Regions from separate parts of the Mus musculus genome. Here all the other regions are linked to region 1. Evidence: chromatin loops called from intact Hi-C (ENCODE). Cell type or tissue: heart. All regions are shown on one strand. Region 1 holds the start of Atf3 (activating transcription factor 3). Region 2 has its middle 42 kb from the start of Nenf. Region 3 holds the start of Dtl (denticleless E3 ubiquitin protein ligase). Region 4 holds the start of Flvcr1 (feline leukemia virus subgroup C cellular receptor 1). Region 5 overlaps Dtl (denticleless E3 ubiquitin protein ligase).

The links. A loop is a pair of places that touch in the nucleus more often than their neighbours do. Peaks named below come from ENCODE experiments on the same cell type or tissue, not always from the same donor. Only the 100,000 strongest peaks of a DNase experiment are listed, where the experiment ranks them.
Region 2: it touches region 1 in a loop (2.5-fold over the local background); 21 of 42 quality-filtered maps call a loop at or near these places.
Region 3: a loop joins it to region 1, with 2.1 times the contacts of the local background. A loop is called at or near these places in 2 of 42 quality-filtered maps.
Region 4: a loop joins it to region 1, with 5 times the contacts of the local background. A loop is called at or near these places in 3 of 42 quality-filtered maps.
Region 5: it touches region 1 in a loop (3.0-fold over the local background); 2 of 42 quality-filtered maps call a loop at or near these places.

What each region holds. Positions count from the first base shown.
Region 1 is chr1:191,180,466-191,185,465 of GRCm38, forward strand. It overlaps Atf3 (activating transcription factor 3), which reads right to left and starts at 2,868. Exons shown (of 4, transcript NM_007498.3): 1 at 2,628-2,868. In heart, CTCF peaks have their summits at 2,125 and 3,675; DNase peaks (open chromatin) are centred at 2,196, 2,806, 3,076, 4,576 and 3 weaker places; H3K4me3 peaks cover 4,157 bases; H3K27ac peaks cover 3,347 bases; H3K27me3 peaks cover 335 bases.
Region 2 is chr1:191,273,221-191,278,220 of GRCm38, forward strand. No RefSeq gene overlaps it. Among named protein-coding and RNA genes, the nearest start is that of Nenf, 42 kb to the right of the region's middle. In heart, a CTCF peak has its summit at 2,489; DNase peaks (open chromatin) are centred at 2,491 and 4,631; H3K27ac peaks cover 840 bases.
Region 3 is chr1:191,573,527-191,578,526 of GRCm38, forward strand. Dtl (denticleless E3 ubiquitin protein ligase) reads right to left here and starts at 2,018. Exons shown (of 15, transcript NM_029766.3): 1 at 1,823-2,018. The coding sequence starts at 1,874. It overlaps Ints7 (integrator complex subunit 7), which reads left to right and starts at 2,110. Exons shown (of 20, transcript NM_178632.6): 1 at 2,110-2,425. The coding sequence starts at 2,332. In heart, no CTCF peak of the experiment used is centred here; DNase peaks (open chromatin) are centred at 1,485, 2,125 and 2,505; H3K4me3 peaks cover 3,780 bases; H3K27ac peaks cover 2,498 bases.
Region 4 is chr1:191,023,897-191,028,896 of GRCm38, forward strand. Flvcr1 (feline leukemia virus subgroup C cellular receptor 1) reads right to left here and starts at 2,294. Exons shown (of 10, transcript NM_001081259.1): 1 at 1,481-2,294. The coding sequence starts at 2,197. A230020J21Rik (RIKEN cDNA A230020J21 gene) reads left to right here and starts at 1,455. Exons shown (of 2, transcript NR_027298.1): 1 at 1,455-2,673. In heart, a CTCF peak has its summit at 2,308; DNase peaks (open chromatin) are centred at 1,315 and 2,355; H3K4me3 peaks cover 2,628 bases; H3K27ac peaks cover 2,267 bases.
Region 5 is chr1:191,561,083-191,566,082 of GRCm38, forward strand. It overlaps Dtl (denticleless E3 ubiquitin protein ligase), which reads right to left. Exons shown (of 15, transcript NM_029766.3): 6 at 2,029-2,094; 7 at 343-455. Among named protein-coding and RNA genes, the nearest start is that of Dtl, 12 kb to the right of the region's middle. In heart, a CTCF peak has its summit at 1,952 (motif pointing left); no DNase peak of the experiment used is centred here.

The sequences.
Region 1 (5,000 bases):
TATCTCCTAGTAGCTTATGATGGCTTTGAATTTTCACTTTTGATTTCCACTTCCTTCCACCAAGCTGTCTGCAAACTGTCCTGTAGTACTAGGGAACCAGTACTCCTTCCTGACTCTACATCCTGTCCTTTCTCCTGTTTGAAGGCTGGAGGCGGGAGGCTGGGCTTGAGGGTCAGAGACAGCATTTCCAGGTCTGCCTCTGGTTCTCACTAGTTGGGCACCCACTCCCGAGCCAGAGGCTTTCTGACCTTCAGTTCCTATCTGAACTGACCAGTTCCCTCCCAGGGCTGTGGGGAACAACACATCACATGCACAAACTTTAAAACATAAGGAAATTAGGATCCATACATTCACATTCTCCCTGCCCCTCAGGGACCCTGATCTAGTTCAGTTCAGTTTAGTTCTAGTCATCAGGAATTGACTGGAACCCTCAAGAATTTCAAGCCAGTCTGTCACAACTGGTGGTTGACCCCCGAGTTCCTAAGACACCAGGTGAATTACACCCAATTGGCTGACATCAGCATTCCTCCATTAGGGTTGGATTGGCCAAGATTGTGAGTTCTCACATAGGAAACCATTTCTCTCTTGAAGTTTCTGGGGGGTCCTGGCTATGTCCCTCCTCCCTTGACAAGGAACCCCTGTAGCCAGTTCCTTAAAGAATCACAGACTTTGGCTAAAGGAACTCAACGGGACTCCCAGCATTAGAATTGTCTAGCTCAAACCCCCATTTTGTCATTGAATAAACTGAGGTCCCAGAAGGAAAGCACTTGCCTAACTAAACTCACAGAGATGGGTGTGGTCCAGTCCAGCCAAGCTGCCCACACCCACCCTCTACTCATTCTGCACTACCAGGAGGACCCATCAGTTAGTTCAATAGATCAACCAAATAAGCAACCACAGAGAGAGCTGCCTGCCAGGGGGGCAACTGAGGGCTGAAGAGACCCATACCTGGCACCCCTCATAGAGGAGGCTCTGACAGAATGAAGACCAGAAGAAACTGGTGTGCCAAGAAGGGATTTAGATAGCCACAGGTGCTGGGCAATGCCTTCTTCACTCTGGGAACCTGGTCAGCAGCCTCTGAAACCTCTTGATAGAAGCAACAGCAACCCCCACCCCAGCCCCACCCGCTCCAAGCAAGAGCCTGTATGTGGTAACATTATCCCATAACAAATGCAACATGCAAAACATGTGCTCCCTTCTTGGTGACACATGCCTGTAATCTCAGCACTTGGGGACCGAGGCTAGAAGACTGCCATAAGTTTAAAGCAAGCCCCAGTTACATAGGGAGACTTTGTCTCAAAAGAGTGGAACAACAGGAGGGGAGAATAAACCTTTTAAATAATCGGGCTTGGCAACTCCTTTAATTTATAAGAAAGCTCGTGAGCTACATGATTAAATCAAATAAAATGGCTAAGAGGAAAATACAGAAATGGGAGTTGAAAATGAGCATGGGGTCGAAGCAGGGAATCAATCCAACGGGAGAGAGCTAGGAGACAGAGATGTAAGAGAGGCCCCCTTTCCTGTCCTGTCTCAGAGACCGGCTAGGAACGCTGGGTGGGGGAGCCTCCACACTGAACATCCCTCCCTGGCTCCTTTTACTTTAATTATTTTAGTCTAGAAACAAATCTGTCAAAAGCTGGCTATCTGAAGCACACAGCGCACAGAAAGGTGCTGGGCGTGTGGGCCTGTAATTTCAGCACTTGGGAGGCTGAGGCAGGAGGATTGGCCGGAGTTTTTATGGGCAGTCTGGATTACAGAGTGAGACTCTGTCACGAGAATACAAACAACCCCCCCCCCGCACGCCCCCCCCCCCAAGTACAAGTGGTTCCACACCCTGGTCCCTCCACCCGCTTGATCCGATTCCTTCGCTTCCCTTCCAATACATAAAGAAACTCAAGGGCCGGTTAAAAGTCAGCCAGAGCACAGCAAGTCACAACAGCGAGTGAGGCTGGAAGTGACGTCTCAAACCTAGCGGTCCGAAGTTAGCTGGTGCGGAGACCTCTCGGCCTTCAGCCCCGGGACAGCGCCACACCAGGGCTCGCCGCCTCCAAACTTATCCTAACACACTTTCGCTCACAGCGCTCTACGCGGTCATGCTGCCCAGATCTCTGCTCCGGGGAGCGCAAGGCGACCTCCAGCGGCTGTGCCGGACCTCCGTTCGAGCGTCCGGTCTTCATTCATTTAGCTCGATACCGGGAGCAGCGCTTCAACAAGCCGCGGCCACTGCGCCTCTACGCGGACTTAGGAGGGACCCGCTCCGAGTCCAGGGTCCGGGACAAGAAGTGATGGATGGAAGAGGGGACCCCGATCGCCAGAGTGTGAGTCACCTCCGCGCACCAGCACCCACCTTCCACCCAGACGACCTCTCCTAGTTGCAAACTGAGAGCGCAACTCCTCCGTCCCTGGGCATCTTTCACGCCTCGAGTCAAAAGAGAAAGTTCGTTCTTTCACTTTACCAGAAACTTTTTACCAGCTAAGAACGGCAGCGGCAAAGAGCGGCTCAGCCGAGCGACTGTGGCACGGACACTAGGGCTTCAGTCTCCGGTGGCGCAAGGGTCCCGGGACTGGTCACCAGAGGGGAACTTAGGGTGAGGAGGGCAGCGCTCCTCGGTGTGGCTCTAACTCACCTCCAGTCTTCGCTCGGGGCGGCCAGGGTCCAGAGAGCGGCCAGAGGCGGGTGGTCTGTCCCGCCGGCGGGCGAGCGCCAAGGACTCTGCCGGAGCGCGGGTTAGCCGATTGGCTCCACTGGGGAAGCACCGTGCGCGGCGTCTCGCTGAGTGAGACTGTGGCTGGGAGCGCGTTGCATCACCCCTTTTAAAGCCCTCGCGTTGGCAGGGAGCCCGCTTAACTCCAGGTTACCAATCCCAGGCTGACGTAATGCTATTAATAGCTTCCAGGGAGAACTGGCCAGAGGAGGGGTGAAGGAGGGACGGGGGCGGGGCAAAAGGTGGGTGGAGACCGCGGACTTGGTGATGCAAGTGCGAGAAGGGGCGGTCACGGCGCGTCCTGCGTTCCTCGCACGCCCGGGACACACACACCCGCCCGCCCTCTATCTCCTTATCAGGCTGGGAGCCGCCCGGGCGCACCGCCAGATGTGCGTATTCGCCGCTGCGTGTTCCAGGCATGAGCCAATGGTGCCCAAGCCAGCGGCATGACTCCACCGCCCTGGCATCTCTCCCTCCGCTAGGTTGGGGAAGGGGGGGTGGTGGTGCTGGGAGGCGGATCCTGGCAGTGGCCCAGACTAGGTGAGGCTGGGAAGCGGGCACGACCTTTCTCTAAAATGTGTGGTCATTTTTCTAAAACTTCAGGAAAATGTGCCTTCTTTGACCAGCGGCCTAGCCTAAGGAGGGGGCGGGGAAGGGATAGCGGTGACAATCTCCCGCGTGAAGGAGGTGCCCAAAGTTACACTCCGATGAATCCACACCGTTACCCGCCACTGTGACCTCCTCTGCCGGGGACCCAGCTAGCAGCTGTGGGTTAACGTAGACATTCGGCAGCCTCGTGCTCCCACGCCCACGGCCCCCGAACTCGCTAGGAACCCGAAGTGCTAGTGACCGGACGCGGTCAGTTCGGTTGTTGTTTTTATTTTTAATAACAACCACAAAACGTTTTTAAATGAACAGGGAATTCTCCACGAAAGCAAGAGCGTAGAAAGAGGAAAGATTTGGAGAGATCAGAGCCACCTAGCGCAGGGATAAGAAAGGGCTGGAAAAAGGCGGCTCGGCTAGTCTGGGAAAGAGGACGCTTTGATCTCTACGCTCCCGGTTTGGGCGGGGGTGGGGGTCCGCCTGGATATCAGGAAAGAAAAACCGGCTCCAGGTTTCGAGTGTCTGTCTGCAGGAACAGAGGGCTCTAGGGATACGGTGGCCGGGACTGAACGCGCACCGCTTAAAGCCGGAACACCGAGCCCTCTTGTACTCAAATCTGGTGGCGGGAAAGGCTGGGCAAAGGACTCGATTTCAGGCCAAAGCCTCAGCAGACCTGGGTTTGAAACTTGAAATTAGTTTCCCGGTTCTGACCCAGTAATTCCGAGGGTCTGAGCTGAGCGCAAGACCCTGAGCGGGACTCCATAGCTCATCAAGGGTTACACGTGCACAGACTGCGGCCCAGGAATCGCACACCTGCCTGGCAGACTTTGGCGGGCACATGTGGGGCAGGACGCTGAGGTGTAAAGACAGAGGCACCTGCTAACGCCCGCCTTTGAGAGGAAGGCGATCAGAAGGTCACAGGGAGGTAGTTTGGGGTGTGAAGCAGAACTGACCGGTGCCGCTGCCTCCATAGCACCTACCACCCGGACTGTTACGGTCCTGAGGAAAGGTCGCCGACGGTAGTACAACCGTAAGCAACTGATGGCCCCAGAGACAGACATTTCGGGCAAAATCAAGTTCTCTGCACCCGGGTTCCTCAAGTCCAAGGCAGAGTCTCGCCCTTCACAGGCCTCTGCCCTCCATCGAGGCCCCCGGAGTCTCTCGGTCCTTGCTGGCCCGGGAGGCCTAGGGTGGTTCCATCCCCGGGATCCTCTCAGATCCTGCCAGGATCTGACGGGATTACAGCAGCATCGCGCGGGAAGCGCCAGGCTAATGTTTTGCTTTGGGTTTTGCCTTGGAAACGGCTCTCGGGGCCCCACCCTCCGTCTCCCACGCCCACACCCTGCTCCACACCTCCACAACCCGGCCTCCAGCCGACCTGCCGGCAGGTAAACCCCAGGCGTGTCGGCACAACCCCGAAGAAAGTCAGGTGCCTAGAAATGAAAGTCATTTGGGATCTCCTCCTACCTGCCCCATCTTTTTACAGGCTGCCCTGGAATAAATAAACACCACTGTGCGGTGTAACAGGGAGATGGGGGAACACACGAACCCCGCCCCAGGCCGCTGGGGGCCCCGACAGAAATTTTTATTGTTTTACGGATTAAATTGGCGTTCTATGGAGGTGGGTCTTGTCTTCAAGTGGAAGGCACGGCCGACAGCCTCGAGACCCCAAGCAGCAAGACCCGCTCCATC
Region 2 (5,000 bases), 93 kb after region 1:
CTGTCAATAAAAAGCTGATGGCCAATCAGGTGAGGCAGGATTAGAAGGTGGGACATCCAGCAGAAAGACAGGAACTCTGGGATAGAGCAGGAGGTGGAGAGATTTGCCCCAACTCTGAGGAAGTCGGCCGTATGAATCTTGTGCCAGACATAGACTAGAATAAACAGATTATATAAGTTACAAGCTAGTTGCTGAACAAGCTAACACTTATGAGCTAGGCATATATTCATAAATAATTAAGTCTCAGAGTAATTGAACAAAGAGGTTGGGTTGAAAAGCTCACAGTTACAACTTATGCCTAATGCAGCATAAATGCTGTGTAAATAGTTGGTGAATATGTTGTTTAAAGAATGAAGCCTGTGCAGTACAGATGGGGTTCTGAAGTAGTTTTGGTGTGCAGCTGTGGGACCCACAGGTAGAGAGAGGCAGGTGCTGCTTATCTGTATCAGTGATGTGAAGTGTTTTATCTGGACCATTAGAATAATGTACTGGGATGTTTGTTGTGGTCACTCAAACTGTCTGATCCCTTCCCGTATTTATAGAGGCTCCAGTCCATGCCTGGCTTGCCCATTGCTTTAGGGCCATGAGCAGGGTCACAGTGTGGTAGGATTGGGTGGCAGGGCCCTGCCTGGAGTGGAAAAGAAAGAAGAGAAAGGAGCTGAGGTCCCAATACCCCACCCAAAGACATGCCCCCAGTGACAAGAAGACCTCTCTCTAGGCCCCACCTCTTAAAGGTTCTACAACCTTCCATGGGCACCGCTCTAGGGAGCAAGGCTTTACCACATTCTGGAGAAACTCATCCAAATGATGAATCAATTGACTAGTTTGTTCATCTATAACCTGAAGAAAACCTGAAGTGGATGGGCGAGGGCTTGTGTAGTGGCTCTACACCGTGTTCCCGTTCCCAGGCTCCTACTACCTTTCTGTACTGCCACACTTAGGATGAGGTGTGTCTTCTATTGTCAAGATTGCCATATGGTCATGGCACTGCCACCACAACTCCAGTCATCCTATCCTCATTATAGACCAGAAAATGAAAATGAAGATAGTGGGCAAAGCTGCTTGTCAACTGAGCCTCCTTGAAGTGCTCTCTCAGAAGCCCCTTAAAGTGCTCCCTCAGATGCCCCTTGAAGTACTCCCCCAGAAGCCCCTCGAAGTACTCCCACAGACGCCCCTTAAAGTGCTCCCTCAGATGCCCCTTGAAGTGCTCCCCCAGAAGCCCCTCGAAGTACTCCCTCAGACGCCCCTCGAAGTGCTCCCTCAGAAGCCCCTCGAAGTGCTCCCACAGATGCCCCTCAAAGTGCTCCCTCAGATGCCCCTTGAAGTACTCCCCCAGAAGCCCCTCGAAGTGCTCCCACAGACGCCCCTTAAAGTGCTCCCTCAGATGCCCCTTGAAGTGCTCCCCCAGAAGCCCCTCGAAGTACTCCCTCAGACGCCCCTCGAAGTGCTCCCTCAGAAGCCCCCTGAGCAGTGTCTGCTTCTATCTCAGTGACCACACCAGTGATCTAGGAGCATCCTACCTGCAAGTTAGTCTGGGAAATGTAGTTTCTTGGCTGGGAGCATTGCTCCCTGAGGTGAACAATGGGCATCTCTAATAAGGAGAAAGGATGGGTAGATGAGGGTGGTTATGAGATGGAGCGTGTCTAGGGTAGTATGGCCGTAGACTATCACAGCTGAAATAATGGAGTTTATGGATGAGACAGGTGCCCATAGAATTCACTTACCACAGGCCACTCCCCTTATTAAAGTGCTATGCAATCCGGGAAGGGGCGGCTAATTAATTGAAGGAGTGATTCCAGTTTCCAGTTTGGAGAAAAAGAAAATGAAACCTAAAGCCACCCAGTAACTCACCTGGAATCACCCATGGAGTCCTGATTTCACTATCTCAACTATGCCAGGCTTCTGCTTGCCTGCAGACCTCACCTGCCCAGCTTGGCCTGTCTCAAAGAGAGACGCTCTCAGGGGCTCTCAGAACACTCTCATGACCTGCCCGGAGTCTCCTCAGGACAGTCTCAATAGCTCAGAGTGGCAATTTATAAACAAAGACCTTACTTAAGGATTCATTCTGAAAATAACTTAATCTATTTTATACCTTTTTAAAAAATCACATGTCAAGTTAAAAAAAAAATGAAAGGGGACATTTTCAGAGGTCGAGAGCCTTTTTATTGGAGACCCCAGATGCAGGGCAGGGCAGGGAACCCGAGGGTGGGGCAGCAAAATAGGCGCTTACTTGGGAGCCTCTGTCTGGGAGGCTCCGGGGAATGGAGGCCGACTTGAGGAGCGAGCTGCTTGTCCTTGTGTGTAGCAGTAGAACTCTGGTTGTCCTGTGGCTGGGGTCATATCCTTACCGAAGGGCCCATTGTAAGAAAGGTCGGTGTATCCCTAGCCCACTACCACACACATGCACGTCCTGAGAGTGGAGGAAAGCCTAGGGTCTCAGGGATTAGACTGCTCTATGGCCCGACAGCGGCTGTGACCGAGCGCCCCCATGGGGCGGCATCTGGGACTGCATGTAGAGGGACTGACACAGCGATGAATGTGACCCAACACAAAACCACAGGCTTACTTAAGACCTTATGAGGGACTTTTGTCATCCTGTTTTGTGATTCAACTGTGTAGTTCTGAGCATAAACTGTAGATGACAACACCACATTGCAGTATCAAAAGGTCGATCACGACTGGCGGGTGACCTGAGTCAAGGAGTATATGTAAGCCCCTGACTTCTGAGTCCTAACATAGTGTCATAACTGGTGTGGTGACATATGCCAGTAATGCCAGCACCCGGGACACTGAGGCAGTAGGATTGCTATGAGTTCAAAGCCAGTCTAAACTGTGCAGGAAGTTTAAGGCCATATAGAACTTGGGCCCTAATAGCCAGACGCTGTTTCAGAAAACAAAACGTATTTCACTGCGACTGTTTGTGGTAGATAATGATGTCATTATTAACGACATATTCCAATAAATACAGAAAGAGTGGGCTGGAGGGAGGAGGGCTGAACAGTCATTTCTGTTTCAAGATAAACTAGAGCCATCCTTGACCTCTGGTGGTGCTTAGAATGTTAAACTATGACATGGAAGGACTCATGTGCTCCAGTGCTGTCTGAGCAGGCGCAGAGCTCTGAACCCTGCACCTTGCTTTGACAGACAGGTGAGAAGTGGGAACACAGCCAAGGGCCAGCAAAGTGGCTCAGTGAGGAAAGGCGCTTGCTGCCAAGTCTAGTGATCCAAGTTCAGTCTTTGGGACTCATATGGGGGAAAGAGGGGCGCAACTTTCGTAAGGTATCCTCCTGCCTTTACAGGCACACACATGCATCACACACACACACACACACACACACACACACACACACGCACGCACGCGCGCACACACACACACACACACACACACAGGTAATTTTTTTTTTCAAAGGAGAAAAACAAAACCCCAGCAGATCCATTGGAAGTGTCACATGGGACTTTCCTGGGCAACTGAAAATTTACTTTTTAAATTTATAAATTTGCTTTTTAAAGTGTTACGCTTAGCCAGGCGTGGTGGTACGAGCCTTTTATCCCAGCACTCTGGAGTCAGAAGCGGGAGGATCTCTAGAAGCTCCAGGCCAGCCTGGTCTTCCAAGACCCTGTCTACGCAGCAGTCATTATACTCTCTAGCCGTCAAGCTCAGAGGTGGTGTTCCTAAGTGTGCGGCTCCTTCCTGCCTCTTGTGCAGCCGTTTTTCTGACATCATCTCTAATGTCCCCGAGCCTACCTGACCTGGGTGCCATCTTGGTTTTCTGTTTTTATTTTGTTTTTCTGATTTTCCTCACCCTCCAGGTGTTTATGTTGCACTTTGCCGGAGGACTTCTCACCCAGACATTTGGTTTGGCGTGGTTTTGGGTTTTCGAGACAGGGTTTCTCTTATAGCTCTGGCTGTCCTGTACCTCACTACATAGGCCAGGCTGGCCTGGAACTCACAGAGTTCGGCTGCCTCTGCCTCCCAAGTGTGGGGATTAAAGGTGTGCGCCACCATGCCTGCTGTTTTACCACCTCTAATCAGCTCTGGGGTTGAGACCAAACAGGAAAGCTCGCAGCCAGTCTCAGGGACAAAGGAAGCTGTCACCACATGCCGGTGTTGCATTGTCCCTTTCAAAGCTACCATTCATTTTCTCAGCCATTCTGTGAGACAGAAATTTCTGTCTTTATTTATAAATCAGGGACCAAGGCTCAGAGAGTCTGGACAACCTGTCTGAAGCCACCCATCAAAGGGCAGGTCCAGCTCCTGGTTCTGATCCCAGTTCTTATTCTGAATTCTTGCTCTTAAACAAAAACTTTGCAGAGGGAAAAGATCCTGTCAGTCACATGAGTGAAGGGTTTCCTCATGATGACACACATAATCCCTGTCTGTGCTCGGCTCTGGTTGGAATCCCAGCTCAGCGGAGGGCCCCTCCCCTTATATGACTAGGGCACTCAAGCCAGGTCATGTGATTACCTTCGCCCATGAGCAGGCATTTCTCCATGTGACATCACACAACAGTTGAGGCTTGCCCAGGTGCTTCGTGGCCTCCCGGGGCTGATGCGGAAGTTTCATTTCTCTGGGTGACATCACACTCCGGTTGCTGACTGCCCAGGTGCTTCATGGCCTCCCGGGGCTCACGCGGAAGTTGCATCATCTCTGATGCTTGGCTTTTAAGTTGTTTGTCTTTGGCTAATATTAAGCTGGAACGGGGTCAGGGAAAGTTGTCAAGGCAACCAGACAGCAAATACACTTGCTATAGCCCTCGGGTGAATCATTTCATAGGCCTGCAGAAGGCCAGGGCTGGGCCTCCATGTAGAAGAGACTGAGTCTGGTACAGTGACGCCGCCCCGCCCCCCCCTGCCCCAAGCACTGGCCACTTAACCTGCTTTAGTGCATGGCCTCCTCAGCTCTTAACCCAAGGAGAAGGAGGCAAGAGACCCATTCTCCAAGCCACAGGCCAGAGCACATTTCCCCCTGGAGTGTCTCAAACCTTTGTGTACACAGAATC
Region 3 (5,000 bases), 390 kb after region 1:
AATAGGATAAATTTGCGGAGAATTAAGATAGAAATATTCAGAAGAAAAAGCAACCATATAAAACATCGAACAGTAAGCATTTGCTCACCTTTTCAAAAACAGAGACCACGACTTCCACGTTGGTATAGTTGTTTATAGTGTCAGATGTATTTAAAAGGCTAAAATAGTATTTATCTTAAGATGCTAACTCACTATAAGGCTAAAAATTATAATTTTGCATGTTTAAAGTTTATAGTAAAAATTCTTAGATATGGATTTAAAAACTCACAAAAGTAATTATATTTCCATCTTACAAATATCGGTAGAGAAAGGAAACTAAAGGCACATTTAGAGGCTTGTTATGATCAGGGAGTAAAGTATCAGGCCCAATGGTGGGGATGGAATAGAGAAAATGGAAGACTCAGTTTGAGGTAAAGAGGCTGAATCTGTGGGGATGGAAAAAGAGATTCAAGCAGACTTAAGGGATTTCTTTTTTTTCTTTTGAAAATGTCATAATGAGGAATATGGAGTCTAAGTTTTAGCTGGGGACACCAGTTTAAAATAATGTCACTCCCAAAAATTGGGAAGAAGCCAACTCAGTTTGGGGCATTAGAATATAAGATGCTTGTATGCCTAACTGTCTAGATTAAGTTCAATACATACAGCTTTTACAGAAATTAACCCAAAACATAGGGAATGGAAGAGTGTAGCAGCAGTAGAATCCTTACTTACGGCTATAATCATTTAAGGCCCAGCAACACCGGAGGGGAAAAGAGATGCAGACTTCAGGAGGTAACAATCAATGAATGCCAGTGCCTATCACTGAACGTCTGTCTGGCTATCTGTAAGCCGGAACGACAGACTGAAAAGTGGGTAGACAGAAAATGTAGCACATAGGAAAAGAGGTGGAGTTGAAACTCAGACGCTCCGAAGACCGCTCACAACCATTGTGCAGGGCGGCCATTCCTAACACAGGGCGAAGTAACTTTTGTAAAGTTCGAGCAGAGAAAGAGGCAGAATGTAACTACAAGAGTATCCACAGAGGGAATACGACTACAAAGTTTTAGATCCGGGCAGGACCTCAAGGAGCTTTTCCTCTTCTCAACATTCTTAGGACCACTCTTCAAGGTCTTAGTTTAACAACACATCAGCCTAATCGCATCTCAGATTGCCAATGTTTTTAAGAGTACTGTAGGAGATGAGCTGGCTTTCTATATGCTAACAGGAGAACATGGCTGAATTCCACCGTGAAGAGAAAAACGAGTTTAATCCCATTTCTGGAAGTACCTCGGCATCAAGACACATTTGGAACAATACCCTTCCATCCATTACCCGTGGTCACCTCGTGGGTGTGGCTATGGGCATCTTTTAGTCTGTATTTTAGGACTTTTCAGAGCCTGCAGAGATGGGGGAGGGGACTTTGGCGCCTTAAGATTGAGTTCCTTAACTGCGGGCCATGCGCGCTGGTGCACAACGAACTTGCAGGGATCGCTAAGGTTCTGCAGAGACGGCAGGCACATCGCTGGTGCCAAAGCGTCTCCCACCCCCGACTCTCACAAGCGTGCACTCTCTAGTTAACGCGCGATATTGACGTAAGCAGCCAGGGGCCCGGGACGCCACTGAGCGTCCTAACTTCGGCCTCCGTTCCGAACTAAAAAGCTCGATTACGGTGAAAAGCGTCCGGAAGGAACCCAAGCACGATGTTCTTCGGCGGTCCTCGCTCGCCCGGATTCGCTCCGGCCGCGGGAGACCTGGAGGCCCACAGTCGGCAGCGATCCAAGGTGGAGCGCCTGGGGGGAGGTGGTTCCCGCCACGGCCAGCGGCCGTTGGGGCCGTTACTCACCGTTCCTCAGGACGCCGAGCTGCGGCTGGCGGAGTACCGAGTTGAAGAGCATCTGGGCCTGAGGAGAAGGCTCAGCTGAGGGGAACGCCGAGAAGATCGCCCCCAAGTTCCACAGGAGCCGCCGTCTGCACCCTCCACAACGCGGCGCGGTTTCGCCTCCAACTCCCGCCACTAAGAGCCCCGGCCGCCAAACTCCGCGCCAAACTGACGTCACGCTTTCTGATTGGCTCTCGTCGCAGCGTCCTGGCGCCTCGAAGGCTCGCCCCCATCCTAAGCTCCGCCTCCCTCTCGCTCAGCCGCGGGAACCCAAGGTTCACAGGCTCCCTGAGCGCCTGCGCGGGGGGGCCCAGAGAGGAACTGGCGAACCGCGGGGCGACCGAGGCGCATGCGTACACTGCCTGACAGCGCGCGGAGGGAAAAATCCGCGAGACCGCGGCGGGAGAAGATGGCGGTGCTGGGGTAGAGTTTGCAATCTTTGTGACTGGGCGAGTCGGGTAACTGTCCGGGTCATGGCGTCAAACTCAACCAAGTCGTTCCTGGCCGATGCCGGCTATGGCGAACAGGAGCTGGACGCTAATTCCGCTCTTATGGAACTGGACAAAGGTACGGAGGAGGGACGCGGGCGAAGCGTCTGGGGGGAGTGGCGCCACCTAGTGGCGGCAGCTACAGAGGCTAGAAAGGCGCATGCGCCGATGTATGGGGCGGGAAGCACGGCTGCTAGTCTTGGAGCCAGCGCTTAGGCGCATGCAGGGTTGCTGGAGTAGCCTTGCACAGTTGGAGCAGAGGCTCGTGCTTGCGAGGATGCCTTTGACCACTTGGGGGCACAGTCTCTGGTTTCCCAGGCAGCAAATAAGATAAAGTGCTGAATTTTGAGATTATTTTTTAAAACGTTCAGTGCAGGTGAAGCCTTCATTAAGAGAGCCAAATGATTTTCTGAGCGTTTTACAGCGATTTGTCTTGCGAGACTGTCAATTGCGCGTTCTAAAGCAGGTTCCATGTGGATGAGAACATCCGAAAAGCTTGGCTGAACGCGCTCATTCTCTGCACACAAGTTCCACGAGTTAGTTCCCCTTATACAGGTAGCTAAGAGAAAAAATTTTAGGGTTAGGAGTTAAATTCCAGTTCTACTAAAGTGATTATGGAATGCGGCATTATCATCTAGCCTCGATATGTCAGCAAAGTGGGCACAGTATGTCAGCTGTTGTAAATGTTAAATGGCAGTGGTATGCGAAAAGATGCCTTTATTAAAGGCTGAAGAGGGACTTTGACAGATAGCTATCCATAAAGAAGTCCTGTGTAAATGTGAGACCTTTGCTTCAGTTTCCTGCCAAGGTTTTTACACTATAGGCAATTCTTGGTTAACTGTAGCCAGTGTGTAACCTGTAGAGAACGGGACTGGAAACCAAGGATCTGTAAGTTCAAGTCTGGGGGGCAGGGTGTGCCAAGTAGGGACTGGGGGATGCTGAGAGAACCTGGAGGTCAATTAGACTTTGGCATGTTAAATATGCACCTTAGTTCCTTGTCCAAGTTTGAAACCAGTTACAGGTAAGAGTTTTTTACGTTTTACTAAAGTCTGTGACATCCAGGTTGGCCTGTACTCCCTAAAGCCAAGGATAACTCTCAACTTTTGATCCTCAGCCTCCCAAGTCCTAGACCTGATGTGGCCCATTACACTGTTTTATTCAGTGCCAACTCCCTTCCCACCGAAATGTGTATGGCTCTAGCGTAGCTAATCTTGTCCCAGGCTAAGAGTAGATAGTGTTGTAGAGCAGGGTAAGGATATGGAGCAAGGAAAGGAAGGACATCCAGAGTTACCTTCTAAGTGTTGTGAGCCAGTGTGATGGTTTACTGTGTGAAACACTTCCTGTGCAAGCCTGACAGTCACACACATGTGCACACATACATACAATAACAATGAAATAAGGTTTACATTAAAAAAAAAAAAAAGATGCTGCGGCTGTAGGGATGACTTAGCCTTTAAGAGGCCACACTGCTGTTTTGTGGGACCAGAGTTCAGTTCTCAGCACTCACACCCCAAACCTCACAACTGCCTGTAACTCTAGAGGGTCTGTTATACACCCATCTCTCCCTCCCCCTACATACACATAATTAAAAGTGAAGCTCTTTGAAAGAAAAGGTTACAGTTGTAATGAAAGTAATAGTACAACCTTTTTAATAAGAAGAGTTGAAATTAAAACACATATGTGTAAGAAATAAGTGGGGGCTGTTGAGTGTTTTACAGATAAGCCCTAAGCTCAACAAGACACATTGTATCAGCCGGGAACAGTAGTGTGACACATTGCTAAAGGCTGAGTCCCACATATTACTCTAATAAGTGTAGCTTTTCCTAATGTAGATTATTATCATCAGACCAAGTATTTGCCCCTCCAGTGATTGGAAGTTGTCCAGATGAAAACAGGCAAGATCCCCTTCCTGCAGAGAGAAAGGTTTAGTGACATCACTCAACCTGATGGCTCTGTGCACACCTGGCTTTGAGAGGATGGGTGGGAGTGGGGAAGGTGACTCATTCCCTTTCTTGCTGCACATGAGTGGAAGCTGGTGAACCTAATGCTGTAGGAAAAGCCTGATCGTGGAGTGCTGATTCAACTCTTGAGAACTGGGTGAGAGTCAGGACAGAATCCACACACTAGGATTTCCTAGCGTTGTTACCATCCACCCAGTTCCACCATCTTAATTCTCCCTGTGAAGACCACTGTTGTACTGCCCATGTGTGCAGGAATGTAACTGGTGTTAGGGAGTGAGGACTCAGCACAGCCCCTCTGAGAGAATGAATGGCCTTAGCCACTGGGTTGGGTGTGCACTAGGCGGCTGACGCCATGTCATTACTGGTGGTTTTAAGAGTAGTAGAAACATGGCCCTATGGATTCAGACTTTTTTTTCCTGAGGATATTTATTACCAGACTACATTTAGTCTGACAGCATTGGTAAGTGAACCTTTAAGGTTATATAGAATCTAGATTCAGCAACTAGTTTACCACATTGAAGCTGAATTAGGGAGCATGGACTCTGCAGTTTGGTTGGTGACCCTGATGGACAAGGTCAGATAAACTAAACAGAAATCCACTTATTGAAACCATGGCCTTACTTTTATGTATGACTGTGAGCTGTTGTCTTATGATTTACAATGGGAATTATTAAATAGTCTCATTTCTTATTG
Region 4 (5,000 bases), 160 kb before region 1:
AAAATTAATACTTCATAAATATGGAGTTGATATTTTTGTTATGCTTAATGAAGCATTTACCTCGAAAACAATTCAGAACCAAAAAAATACCTTTTAAAAAACATCTGCTATCTAAACATAAAGAAACAACCGGGGGCTGGTGAGATGGCTCAGTGGGTAAGAGCACCCGACTGCTCTTCCGAAGGTCCAGAGTTCAAATCCCAGCAACCACATGGTGGCTCATAACCATCCGTAACAAGATCTGACTCCCTCTTCTGGTGTGTCTGAAGACAGCTACAGTGTACTTACATATAATAATAAATAAATCTTAAAAAAAAAAAAAGAAACAACCAATCAATGTATCAGTAATAAATTGTTTTTGATACATAGCAATTAAGTGACTTAGAAAAAGAAAGTAACTAATAAAATAGGCACACATATTTAGTCTCTTGGGGTATTTTAAACCATGATCTTGACCCAAGTGAGACTTGAAGTAAGAAAGTAACATTTTCTAGTTACATGGCGGCAGGTAACAATATATGTATAGAAAGGATTATAGATTTTTTTTTTAAACTAGATTTCCTTCAACTGAATGAATACTAAGCATCTTTTAAAATGTGACATTTACAGTGGTGACAAAAACATCAGGTGTCACAAGTGCCCTCTAGCAAAATTTTAAGTTACAATAACAAGCCTAAAATTAACAAATGCAAACATAATATTGTGGTGACTCATGGTGGTGTTTGGGAGCCTGAAGCAAGATTGTCAAGTTTGAGGCCAGCCAGGGGGACACTGTGATTTCCAGACCAGCCTGCCCTACACAGTGGAAGAGACCGTTTTAAATAAATAAATCACATACAAAAACCTTTTACCTACTATTATTTCTGTTATTCTAGTGGCATTTGAATTTATGATGGTAGAAAAAAACAAGATCATTTCTTAAGGAAGCCTTGACTTATCCCACTAACCATTCTTGATCAGTGATTTGCCTTCCACTGTCTCACGGTTAAGAACTAATAGCTGGACTCAGTAATACTGCCAAGTCTTTATCACCGGAGCATTTATTGAACATTCACTTATACGTGACCAGTAGGTGCCAAGCTGGGCTGACTACTAATACTAATACAATTAAATCAGGGCTGTTCCAAGGACATTTAACATGGAAACAAACTTTCCAGATCTCAAGACCTTTCTTCTGCAGTGGCGACAAAAACACCTGAGATCTCTTTTACCGCCAGTTTCCAAGCGTGCCCGTGTGTGCGCCTGTGTGTAGGCCAGAGGGCAACCTCGGTGTCCTTTCTCAGGAGCTGTCCTCCTCACCTGTCAGTGCTGGCTGGGAATACACCCTGGAGCCACCGTGCCAGGCTTTTCTCGTGGTGCTGGAGCCCAGTCTTCACGCTTCTATAGTATGCACTTTACCCACAGACCGTTGCCCCAGCCCGGCCTATGACTTCCTACCAGCCTGAAAGGATCCCAGTTATCTAGACGTTCCAGTCTTTACCTGATTGCCCAGCACTGCTGTGGCACAAGCCGTCGACACCTCCTTGGGTCCAAACCATACCGAGGCGACGGGGGAGGGCAAGCCCAGGATGAAGACCTGGGCCACGGAGCACAGGATCTGCCCCAGCATGGTGACCCAGAAGAGGTGCCGCTGCACGCTGCCGCACTTGACCCAGGCTCCCAGGCAGTTGAGGCCGGAGCCCAGCAGCGCCGTGAGCCGCAGGCCTCGCGTGTCCAGCAGCCAGGTGGCCGGGAAGATGAGGGGCACGTAGGCCACCATGTACACCATGGACAGCCAGTTGATGTGCAGCGGCGACACCTCGTAGAAGTCCTCGAACACGTTGCTGATGCTGCTGTACTGGATCCACTGGAAGGCGTTCACCAGCGAGTAAAGGCTGAAGATGAGCAGCACCACGAAGCGCCTCGGCGACAGCGCTGTGCGCGGGGGACACGCGGGGCATGGGACGTCCTCCCCGTCGCCCGCGGGCAACAGCCGGGCCTGGGTCTCCTCCTCCGCCGCTATCAGGGCTTGCGGCCCGCCCTGGGCTCCCGCGATCAGCGGGCCGAGCCCGGGGCCTCCGTTCAGCGCCTCAGGCCCGTTTTGCGGTACCAAGCGCGCCTCCCCGTCCGGGGCGCCCTTGGGCACTGGAAGGTATCCCTTCCCCAGCGGGTGCCCGGGCGCCACGGCCGGCCCCACCTCGTCATCGGGCCGCGCCATGCCTCCCGGCTCCCCGCCCCGCCGCCCCTTAGTGCTCCTCGCCGGCTCCTAGGTCCCACCCGGTTCAGCGCGCTCGCCTGCGCCGCTTGCTGACTAAGTGAAGCAGAGCTCACCGCGCCTGGCTCTTGCCGGCAGTCCCCGCCCCCAGGGCATCTCGTATCGCGTAGTGCGACCCTCCATCCAATCATTGAGCGTTTCGGAAGTCCAGAAAACCAATCGGGGAGTTGCCGAGAAGAGGGGCGGGGTCAAGCTTGTGAAGATGTAAGAGGAGCCCAAGGCAGGCGTTCTCTACGCTGTGGTTTGCTGGAGCTGCCAGGCCTTTCTCTGCGCTCGCTCCGCAGCGTTTAGCCTCAGGTTATCTTGGAAGGAGAGCGCCAGAAAGCATTTCCGTCCGCCCAAAGAAAGAGGCTTCCTCAGAAGCAGGCCTTTGCGTTGATTGAGCTGAGCGGCTCCATCCACGCAGAGGACTGAAGGAGGTAATGGACAGGTGCAGCCCCTGCCTGCCTCCTGTACCCCACCAGTAACCAAAGTCTGTGCATAAGCTAACCGTGTACTTGCACATCCCGGGACCGGATGAGGGCAGAGCTCCGGAAGCATCAGGGTCCTACTGGGCCTTAGACAAAGTCAGCCTGCTACCCTTTGGGAAGCTGTGCGTGCAAACACGGGGTGCCAGGACTTAAGATTTACTCACTCTCTCTCCCTCTGATCCTCCTTTTTAGACAGGGTGTCACCCGGGACTCTGTAGGCAGGTTGACCCGAATTCATGGAAATCCACCTATCTCTGCTTCCTGAGTGTTGGAATGACTCTGGCGCTAATGAGCTCACAGTGGCTGCAGGGGACCTGCAGAAGACCAAGCCCATAAACCTTTAGTCATGGGGAGATAGGAGAACTATTAACAGTTTGAGGGTGCAGAGGGACAAGGCATTGTCTATGGTGATACAGCCGCTGGGGAGTTCCCCATGCTGTGAATAGCTCCACAAAGTATTTTGTAAATTAATTCATTTCTTTAGGAAAAGTGAGGCTCGTATAGAGCGAGACTGTTCAGGGGGTAACGTCTCTTTCTGACAACCCGGCAAACCTGAGTTCAGTTCTTCAGCACCCGCAGAGTTGTTCTCTGACCATCACACAGGTGCCCTCCCCAACAAACACACTATGTTAAGAAAAGAAGGGAAACCCTGTAAGTTCTTCCCAGCACGGCTTTGTAGATGTTCCTTTGGAGGTTGTTTTAGATTATTGAGTAACTGAATTAGATTATTGAGTCTCTGAAAAAAAAAAAAAAACTAAATGAGGAACCCAATGGACTTAATCTGCGCTCAAAACGTTTATTTTGTGAATTTATAAAAATATGAATTGTGTTTTTAATGCTCAACAAAATTTATCTTAAGTATTCAGAGATGTTAATGGTCTCATGGACTGTGGAGCCTGTGAAGGCTCCTAAACAAACAAATAAACAAACAAACATGCTCAAGCTGAGCACACGCCTGTAGTCCCAGTTATTTGGAGGCGAAGGCAGAAGAATCATCCAGGCCCACAGATTTAAAGGGAACCTGGCAGCCTGGCCAACAAAACAGGATTGCATTGGAGACTTTTGTTTACTTGTTTTTCTTTTACTTATTTTTGTTTTGTTTTCCATATGGAATCTCAAATAACCTAGACTGGCCTTAAACTAAGGAGCTCACTATGGAGCAGAGAATAACCTTGAACTCCTGCTCCTCCTGCCTCAGCCTCCCAAGTACTGAGATTGCAGGCATGTGCCATCAGGTTCAGTGTTAGGCAGTGTTGAAGGCAAACCCAAGACTTCTTGCATACCAGAGAGCCACTCTGCCGCCTGAGCTACATCTCCAGCCCAAACTGTTTTAAAAACACAAATGTTCAGAAAGGGGAGCCAGGGGTCGAATGTTGGGTACCTTTCTGTCCTTGCCCAGTCATTTAGATTACTTGCAAATTGACTCCCTTTCAAAAGTCCCAAACTGGAAAAATATAGTAGATATTATTTCCCTATAATCTGGTGAGAATTGGAGATCATCTCTTACCAGATCTGACAGATAACCTCTTCCCTGCATGGAATCAGGGGTTCTTGTTTGTTTAGGCTCCTTGTGCTTAAAGGGCATTTGTCCTCTCTTTTGTTAACAAGAAGAGTTGGTTGACAACAACTCCCGAGGTTTCTGGAATGGTCGATCAGCTCTGATTTTCCCTGCAGATGTTTATGTTACTCTTGCTCTCCTTCTCATGTGCCCTTCTTGCACATGACAGAGTTCTGTTTATAACACTGTAACCATACACAAAGTCTATTTATTACCTAGGGAGTCTGTGGGAGAGGAAAAGGACATCATAACTAAGGAGGGGCTATGTGGGTGATATATATATATATACATGACATATTAAATATATATGTGTGTGATATGTTGTATATATTATATTATGTATTTTTTAAAGATTTATTTATTTTATATGAGTACACTGTTACTCTCTTCAGAGACACCAGAAGAGGGCATTGGATGTCATTACAGATGGTGTGAGCCACCATGTGGTTGCTGGGAATTGAACTCAGGACCTCTGGAAGAGCAATCAGTGCTCCTAACCTCTGAGCCATCTCTCCAGCCCCATATTATGTATTTTTATTTTGTTTTATTTTCCCCCAGACAGGGTCCCTCTACGTAGCCCTGACTATCCTGAAATTCCCCATAAGGATCAGGCTAGCCCCAAACTCACAGAGATCCTTCTACTTCTGCCTTCTGAGTGCAGGGATTAAAGGCATGTACCACCATGAGTGGCCATGTGGACCTAAAATCTACCTTTAGT
Region 5 (5,000 bases), 380 kb after region 1:
AAGCTGAATCTTTACCATGTTCTCTATTCTCACCAGAGTTTGAGAACCATTGCAGTAGGGCTAAGTAAACTATAAACAGTTAATACCAAAGAAATTAAGAGTTACATCCATCTTTTTGCCTAACAAATTCCTTAAAGAGAGATTTGATTCTCCCTACTGTTAAGAGCCACTCATGTCATGAATGGTGGCTCATGAACAGTCTATAGTCCTAACACTTGGTAGGCTAAGGTAGAAAGATCATGTATTCCAGGCCAACCTAAGTACACACAGAGATCTTGCCTCAAAAGCAAGCAAATACAGTAACAACTGCCTATTTACACATACACTTCTCTAAAACCTTACCACAGCAGGAGCAAGTCCTTTTGAATTTTGTTTCTTCTTGGGCTTTGAAGGGGTTTGCTTGTCTGCAGTATTGTGAGCTCCACTGATTTGATTCACTTGTCTATAAAATCCATCTGAAAGGTTCCAAAGATTTTAATGTTTTCTGATTTCAAGCTGAAAGCAATATTTAATCATTTCTATAGAACCTCAAATTTTGTGATTTTTGACTAACTAGTATAAAAACAAAACCGAAAAACCCCGAAGAGACTCAGTAGAGGTAAAGACACTTGTCACCAAGCCTGATGACCTGAATTTGATTCCCTGCTCACATGTTCAAAAGGGAAAACAGATCCACATGCGCTGTGGTTGTGTATACACACAATGAAAAAGCAAACAAAGTTTAACAAAACAAAAAAACAAAATCCCAAAGAGCCCATGGTGAGTTTAATCACACAAAGAAAGAAAAACACAGATATAGTTATAGTTTTATTCTTAATGGCTAAAACACAAACAATCAAGGCACCCTTCAGTGGATGAGTGGATACAATGTGGTATTCCTGCCCAAAGAGTAATTCTGTGCAAAGAGAAAGATACGACATGACTCCATTTATGAAAATCTGGAGAACCACGGACAGTTATAGTGGTAGCAAGGCTTCGTGAGGAAGTAGAAACACCAGAGCAGACATATTTTAGGGCAATGAAAGTACTCTATATATTACAATGGCGGATACATGTCATATATTTGTCAATATCCATAGTATGTGTAACATGAAAAATAAACCCTGATACAAATTATGAATTAATTATGTATGAGCCAATGCTTAACAGCTTAAAAATGTACCAACTGAATGACTGCAAAGGCTGCATCTGTGTAGGTGTTCAGTATATATGAAATTCTCTGCACTTTAATGCTGATATAAAATTAAAACTGCTCCACTGCCAGGCAGTGGTGGCGCACGCCTTTAATCCCAGCACTTGGGAGGCAGAGGCAGGTGGATTTCTGGGTTCAAGACCAGCCTGGTCTACAAAGTGAGTTCCAGGACAGCCAGGGCTATACAGAGAAACCCTGTCTCGAAAAACAAACAAACAAACAAAAAAAAAAAAAAACCCAAAAAACCAACCAGCCAAACAAACAAAAAAACCCAAAAAACTGCTCCACAAAAATAGTTTAACATTTTAAAATCAATACATAAATTAATAATAAACACACCAACGACCATCTCCTTTAATACCACCCTGTACAATACAAGCTTATATTCAATTTAATCTGATTTTTTTTAAAAGGCATTTTTTTGTGTGTGTGAGGGGAGTGGAGGTCAGAGGACAACTTAAGGAGTTCTCTCCTACTTGTAGGAACTGAACTTGGGTAGTTGAGGTTTGATGGATAGCACCTTTATCTGATGAGCCATCTTGTCAGGATAAAAAAAGGAAAATTAAAAGCAAACAAAAACATCTCAACCAAACCTTTATTCAGTGAACTATACATCAGTAGTTTTAATTCTATCAATAATTTAGATAGACGGAATTATAATTCAGAGACAATGTGAAACTAAGAACATCTATTAATAGCTTTGCAATAATCATTACCTTGAGACTTGAGCAGGAAGGGAACACAAGTGCCCCCTGCTGGTATCAGATGAAATCACTAGCATTTCATTTTATTTTGAGCATTAAGCACTTATTAAAATTAAGACAGAACTAGCTTACCTTTTTTGTTACACCTGGTGTCCCAGATCATAATGTTGCCGTCTCTCCCCCCTGTAGAGAACACAGCTGTGGGAAGAGGCCATCAAGATGTTGGAAACGAATCAAAGACACATTCCATTCCCCTTCCCCAGAGAACACATTCTCCAAAAGCACTGAATTTGCCACCAGAGATGATAGTAAGAAAACGACAGCGTAGCAACTGTTAGCACAGAGGAGAGCTTACTGTCTAAGATAGCTCACGCTCTACACAGTTCTCACACATTACCTCAATGTGCCTGCCAATCTAGTAGGTAAGCACTAATCTTCCTATTTTGAGGTAAGGAACGTCTAAAAGTCCTCTTTCTTAGCAGATCAAAGTACTACCTCTGGGTATGAAAGAGGCAGCAGCATTGAATAGAACACAGAATTCCCACTTATTTGTACTGTTTATATTTTAGGTAACAGTGGAAGCTAGGTATATAGCTTCAGTGGTACAGCATTTGCCTAGTATGCACAAGGCCACTGCAAAATAGGCACATTTACAAAATATTTAAAAAGGAATTCTGCTCCCTATATGGAAGAGTGAGCAATTAACAAACTGATTCAACTATAATAATAGCTATAAATTGAACAAAGTCCCATAACAACTACTTGAGAGCTTTGTGGACACTGAATAAAAACACCTAATTTTGTAGGAGTTAACAACTAAATCAGGTGATTAGATGGAGCAATCGAGGCAAAGGTAACCAAATGCCAACAGAGAAACCTGCCAGCTTCCTTTTAAGATAGAGGAAGCAGGAAAGAGACTAGGGGTGGAGAGGGGCTCTATCACAACAAGAGCTGCCCAAGCAGCAGGTGAACTAGACACAGAGAGAACCTTTACTTATGTCTTCAAACTCAGCCTCTCTGGATGATATAGTGGAGTTAACAAATTGACTGATAGATCCATTGCTCTCCCATATTAATTACTACACAACTCTGAGTAAACTAAAAACTGTTTAAATACACAGTTAAAAACAGAAAATTTTATGGTATATAATATGTTTTGAATAGTTTGCCCTCTTATCCTCCAACAAGGTAAAAGTAGGGCTCTACCTTCATCAAAGCAGCTTCTTTTGGCAGCAGATGGAAACTGTTTACATACAGAGAGCCACACTGCTCAAGATTCAAATAAGTCATGGTCGTATGCCCACCCTCAGTTGGTACATCTATAACATAACTCCTACACCCAAGACCCAGTGAACACTGCAGGAGCCAGAGTGTGAAAGATTCCGAGAGCCAGAAGGGCAGAATACCTGCTCTGAGATGGTGGCTTCTAGACGGCCACTGTGCCTCTGAGATCTCAACAGTGTGGCTGCCTAATCAAAACCTACACAATGACTATACCAGTTGACATGCTAGCATGGGTAGAGGGAATTTCATAAAGCTTCACCCTTAGATGAAGAACTATAGGAAAATCAATTTCCTCTATGGACCAGCCTCCCAATAAATTTCTAATCCCCAGGGGTCAGCCTTAAATACATGCACAAAAAAAGCAACATTAAATGGACTCAGTAGGTTGTACATAGTGGTAGGTCCAAAGGAAACTATTTTCCCAAATTCCAAAAGGCAGATGAGGCAAAAGGCTAACTGTGGTGCTTATTAGCATTCCAAAGCACACTTTGTCCTTCAGGTTCCCTTGGCATCAAAAGTACCTGTTACAATTTTCTAAGTCCTAGCTCTTCTCACCATCACTACTCTAATAAAACTTCCCCAGTTCATGCCCCCCCCCCCCCATTACTCACTGTCCTTATAATCCTGCTTTTTCAGCTATGTTCCCTCTGTCTAAACCCTTCCCACTTTGTCCCTCATGCTTTGCTCATGGCCGGGTCCAGTCTGCTGGCTGGCCATGTTTAGTCTACTTTTTCTCTCAGTTCTATTCTTCTCGATACCATTGGATTTTCTCTCTCATACCTACAATAAAAGCTTTCTAATACCATGGACTGGTCATATTGTCAGTTTGTACATATATACTTGCTAGTGTGGCCCACTTTCCCTCAGCCAACCAAAAATTCAAATTAACTTTCAGGTTTTTATCTCTAAACAGGTGTGAGCTTTATTATACTTCTGCTTAATAATGAAAAATTAGGAAAAAAAATTGTCAGAAGGTCTGCCCATGATCAAGCAGGAAGTAGCTAAAAGAACAGCAATATCCCCACAGTTACAGACGTCTGACACATACATACATACATATTTGAGAATGTGGAGTTACACACGATGAGCTGGAGGGGAGAGGTAGAAATACTATGAATATAATATTCACTTAGGAAATTCTCAAAGTTAAGTTTAAATTTAAAAAACATTCCTCAACTGTAGCAATACACTGGAATCCCTTGATGAAGTAAAACAGACAGACAGGCGCACAGATAACCTGGCTCAACTACTAGAGATTACCATTGAATTAGCATGTTAAAAAAACCATCAGATAACCAAAGATCACTAGTGTTGAGAACCACCAGTTTAGGATGAAGAACTGACTGGCTTTAAACAAGGTGAAGAATTAGAAAGGTTCAAATATATTTAAGTTTTTAGGAGACAAGAAAATACATTCACAGTTAATTTAAATTATCTACCAGAAAATCTAATGCTATTCCTCCTCATTCTGGCCAAAGTGCCTAACTTACCAGTCTTTAGAGGACAGCCATTCAGGGAGGCAAATTTCACTAGCACCAACTAGTATCCAATTAGGATTCACTACTATTCAATTAGGATCATTAGTATCTTGTTCATATAGGGTTGAATAAACTGGACCAATCAACTTTTTTACTATGTTAGCATAAAACTAAAAAAAAAAAAAAAAAAAAAAAAAAAAACCACATAAAACCCCCACTAACATTTATAGTCTCCAGGTTTTTTTAAAAAATGAGTACAGGGGCTGGTGAGGTGGCTCAGTGGGTAAGAGCACCCGACTGCTCTTCCAAAGGTCCAGAGTTCAAATCCCAGCAACCACATGG